Regions from separate parts of the Homo sapiens genome. Here region 2 is linked to region 1. Evidence: read pairs that join two places in POLR2A ChIA-PET (ENCODE). Cell type or tissue: PC-9. All regions are shown on one strand. Region 1 overlaps MICU1 (mitochondrial calcium uptake 1). Region 2 overlaps MICU1 (mitochondrial calcium uptake 1).

Region 1 (2,500 bases):
GAAACCCCATTTCTACTAAAAATACAAAAATTAGCTGGGCATGGTGGCACATGCCCATAATCCCAGCTACTTGGGAGGCTGAGGCAGGAGAATCACTTGAACCAGAAAGGCGGAGGTTGCAGTGAGCTGAGATCATGACACTGTATTCCAGTCTGGCAACAGAGCAAGACTCTGTCTCAAAAAAAAAAAAAAAAAAAGATTTAAGGGACTGGGCGCAGTAGCTCACGCCTGTAATCCCAGCACTTTGGGAGGCCAAGGCAGGCAGATCACCTGAGGTCAGGAGTTCAAGACCAGCCTGGCCAACATGGTGAAATCCCATCTCTACAAAAATTAGCCAGATGTGGTGGTGCACAGCTGTAATCCCAGCTACTTGGGAGGCTGAAGCGGGAGAATCGCTTGAACCCGAGTGGTGGCGGTTGCAGTGAGCTGAGATTGCACCATTGCACTCCAGCCTGGATGAGAGAGTGAGATCCCATCTCAAAAAAAAAAAAAAAAGAATTAAAAAAATAAAGATTTAAGGAAGTATAATTTCAAACATGAGAATATTCTGCTAGCACCAGCAAGAGAAAGACCTGCAAGGCAGAAACAAAGCATGATCTGACTTTGTTTTAGTAAAGATTTAAGATTAGCAGTGAGAAAGCCATGCAACCACAGGCTTTGCAAGTTGTTAGAGTTAGTTCCCCGGAATGTGTATGAAGCAGAAAAGAACCTGTTTGGCACTGATACCTTCAGTCACCTCCATTCGCACAATCACTGTCAGAAACATCATCTCATCTGACCACCTGTCTCTGTCTCCACCACCATTCTTGTCTTTTGCTTGGGCTACTTCAGTTGCCGCCTAACTACGTGATTCATCTCATCAATCACTCTTAACTAAGAGCCTTTGCACCACTATTGATTTCCCTGGAGCTCTCTTCCTTCTCCTTCACCTAGTTACCTTGTTTTTATCGCTCAGAGCTCACTTAAACCTCACTCATATCTTTTCCTGCTTCACCACCTCTCCACCCCAAATTAGATCACATTTTTGTTACACATTTCCAAAGGACTCTGTACTTTTTTTTCAAATCACTTAATTACATAGTCATTTCATTGTTTGTTAAATACCTGTCTCTCTGCAAACACTCCCTGAGAACTTTCACGAGAGTGTTGGGCCCGCCATTATTTCCTTAGTGCTTCCCAGAGACAGAACACAAACCAGATTTTCAGGAAATAGTGTTGAATTAGTAAATATCAGATGTGGACGAAAGCCTGGCAAAGTACACATACATGTTGATGCCCACTCCCTCTCCAGCTCTCTGTGGCATCTATGGTCTAGTATATTAGGCACATTCTGGGGTATCAGCCCCGCTTTCAACAATTCTGTCTTCTCCAGGATTTTGCCCACTCCACTTCCCAAACATATGTGGGAACTCCTAAAAGCCATGTTTGTAAATGTGAAGTTCGATCTAGAGATAGACCAATATACTTAAGCATGAAACATTCCTCATTAGCTATTTTAAAAATGAAAAAGTACCACAAAATTGAGAAGTATCGTTTATGTTTCTTAAGTTGCTTTTAAAAAAAAACTAAAGAAAACCTTAATTAACTTGATGACCAGAAAGAAAAAAATAAAAAAACGCTTTACTGCTGCAGGATTTAAAACATAACCTGACTTAATGGTCTGTCTGTGGTACTCTAAGAAACTTACCAGGTGCAGTGGCTCATGCCTTTAATCCCAACACTTTGGGAGGCCAAGGTGGGAGGATTGCTTCAGCCTAGGAGGTCAAGACCAGCCTGGGCAACATAGTGAGACCCTGTCTTTACCAAAAAAAAATTTTTTTTTTTGAGACAGAGTCTTGCTCTGTCACCCAGGCCGGAGTGCAGTGGTGCAATCTAAGCTCAGTGCAGCCTCTGCCTCCTGGGTTCAAGCAATTATTGTACCTCAGCCTCCTGAGTGGCTGGGATTACAGGCACCTGCCACCATGCCTTGCTAATTTTTGTATTTTTGGTAGAGACAGGGTTTCACCATGTTGGCCACACTGGTCTCAAACTCCTGACCTCATGTGATCTGCCCGCCTCAGCCTCCCAAAGTGCTGGGATTTCAGGTATGAGTCACCATGCCCAGATTAAAAAATTTTTTAAATTAGCTGGTCATGGTGGCAAATGCCTGTAGTCCCAGCTCCCTGGAGGCTGAGGCAGGAAGATCGCTTGAGCCCAGGAGGTCGAGGCTACGTGAGCCATGATAACACCACTGCACTCCAGCCTGGGTGACGGAGTGAGACCCTATCTAAAACAACCAAAACAAAACGAACAAACAAAGCTTAATTGTCTAGCAAGGGACAGCTAAACTTATAATTAACCAATAGGTTACAGCACTGTAAAAGAAATCTTGCAAATTTTCTCCCTGGCTGTTTTTTACAATTGTTATCATTAAAGGACTTCATGGTTTTCCTGTTCTTAAGGGGGAAAATATTTTCTTTTTTTTTCCTTTATGAAAGGAGAATGACAGTGATACAGTGTG
Region 2 (2,500 bases), 67 kb after region 1:
AAAGAGAAGAGATGGGGGTAGGATAAACTGTTAAAGCATCCACATAAATAGATAAGGAAAGACAAAATCAGCCAACATTACATCCCACTGAGAAAAAGATCAGAAAAAGAATGATTACTAGAATTACATCAATATCGGGAAAGTGTAGAGGGAGTATTTATTATAAGCATTGCTTCTTTGGGGGTTTCAAGGTTTACTACCTTGAGAAGCCTCGGAAGGTTTAATAAGACACTGTGGCTGGGCCCAGTGGCTCATAGCCTATAATCCCAGCACTTTGGGAGGCCAAGGTGGGTGGTTCGCTTGAGCCCAGGAGTTCAAGACCAGCCTGGGCAACATGGTGAAACCCCATCTCTACAAAAAAATACAAAAATTAGCCAGGCATGGTGGCGCGAGCCTGTAGTCCTAGCTACTTCCGAGGCTGAGGCGGGAGGATCATTTGAGCCCAGGATGTTGAGGCTGTGGTGAGCTGTGCCCTCACTACTGCACTCCAGCCTGAGCAACAGAGCAAGACCCTGTCTCAATTAAAAAAAAATTTTTTTTTAATAAAATTGTTTAAAAATGCAAAACCTAGCCAGGTGTGGTAATCCACACCTGTAGTCCCAGTTACTAGGGAGGCTGAGGCGGGAGAATCAGGAGCCCAGGAGGCAGAGGTTGCAGTGAGCCATGATCTTGCCACAGCACTCTAGCCTGAGCAACAGAACCAAGACCCTGTCTCAAAAAAACAAACAAAAAAGACACTTGTAAAGGTGACTATTTAGTCTTTAATTTCAACAAACTGAATTTAAATATATCAGTTACTCTCAGTTTAGCCATCAGAGATTCAGACTCTGTTATAGCTGACCCCCACAGACCACAAAGGAAATAATTTTTTAAAGAGAAGGGGAAAAGGTACCTTCTTCTCAAGATTGAGATAAGAATAAATAAGGAACTGGTTAAATAAACAAGGAAATTATGATCCATCCTGTCAGTGGAATACTATGCAGCTATTGAAGGAAGCTGCTCATGTCCATCTGGAATTATTTCTAAGATATGTTGTTAAGTGAGTAAAGCAAAACAATATTTAGTACACCACCATTTTGTGGGAAAAGGGAAGAAGCGAAGAGTACATATTTGATTTTATATCTACAAAATATTTCTGGGGAAACTAGTGACATTGATTGTCTCTGAATGACTGGGTGACTGGGGTATAAGGTTGGGAGAGAGACTTCACCCCTTTTGTACCATTCAAATTTTGAAGCAGATGACTATATTAGCGAATCAAAAACATCTTTTTTTTTTTTTTTTTGAGACAGGGTCTTGCTCTGTTGCCTAGGTTGGAGTACAGTTGTGCAGTCATAGCTCACTGCAGACTTGAACTCCTGGGCTCAGGTAATCCTCCCACCTCAGTTTCCCAAGTAGCTAGGACTGCAGGAGCGCACCATCGTGCCCAACTAATGTTTTTTAAAATTTTTCGTAGAGATGAGGTCTTCCTCTATTGCCCAGGCTGGTCTCATTCTTGGCCTCCCAAACCACTAGGATTATAAGCATGAGCCACTGCACCTGTCCTAATTAAAAACAACTTTTAAAATAAAGCTAACAGAATGAATATTTAAACAATGTGAGAGGGAAAAGCAAGTTACTATTGGACGGAGGCTTGCTCTGTCGCCCAGGCTGGAGTGCAGTGGCGTGATCTTGGCTCACTGCAGCCTCCGCCTCCCGGGTTCAAGTGATTCCCTTGCCTCAGCCTCCTGAGTAGCTGGGATTACAGGCATGTGCCACCACGCCTGGCTAATTTTTGTATTTTTAGTAGAGACGGGGTTTCGCCATGTTGGCCAGTCTGGTCTTGAATTCCTAAGCTCGGGTGATCTGCCTGCCTTGGCCTCATAAAGTGCTGGGATTACAGGCGTGAGCCACCACACTTGGCCTGTTTTAAAGACTTTCTTGCAAGGAGACTTGACTAGTCCTCTGTAAGATTTCTCCTAATGTACTCACCCCCTGCACCTTCTGTTCTAACTCTCTAATCAGGCCTTAGCACTCCTTCCTGCTTTTAATACTGTATTCAAACAGAAACCCCCAACCCACATCACTCACTACCATACATGCGCAGTTGGTCTCTTTTCTCCCTTAGAATTCAGATACAGGCCAGGCGCGGTGGCTCATGCCTGTAATCCCAGCACTTTGGGAGGTCAAGGCGGGTGGATCACCTGAGGTCAGGAGTTCGAGACCAGCCTAGCCAACATGGCGAAACCCTGTCTCTACTAAAAAAAAAAAAAAATTAGCCGGACGTGGTGGCAGGCACCTGTAATCCCAGCTACTAGGGAGGCTGAGGCAGGAGAATCACTTAAACCCGGGAGGCGAGGTTGCAATGAGCCGAGATCGCACCACTGCACTCCAGCCTGGGCGACAGAGCAAGACTGTCTCAAAAAAAAAAAAGAATTCAGATCCAAAATGTAACTCGTACCAAATACACACTATTCCATTATTTCCCATATGTGTGTATTAATATATCTGATATCTGTCT

The links. Peaks named below come from ENCODE experiments on the same cell type or tissue, not always from the same donor. Only the 100,000 strongest peaks of a DNase experiment are listed, where the experiment ranks them.
Region 2: POLR2A ChIA-PET joins it to region 1 with 16 read pairs; 4 of 35 experiments call an interaction of 5 or more read pairs at or near these places.

The regions. Positions count from the first base shown.
Region 1 is chr10:72,448,722-72,451,221 of GRCh38, reverse strand. The region is part of intron 8 of MICU1 (mitochondrial calcium uptake 1); the gene reads left to right. Among named protein-coding and RNA genes, the nearest start is that of DNAJB12, 95 kb to the right of the region's middle. In PC-9, no CTCF peak of the experiment used is centred here; a DNase peak (open chromatin) is centred at 1,061.
Region 2 is chr10:72,382,031-72,384,530 of GRCh38, reverse strand. The region is part of intron 10 of MICU1 (mitochondrial calcium uptake 1); the gene reads left to right. Among named protein-coding and RNA genes, the nearest start is that of DNAJB12, 28 kb to the right of the region's middle. In PC-9, no CTCF peak of the experiment used is centred here; no DNase peak of the experiment used is centred here.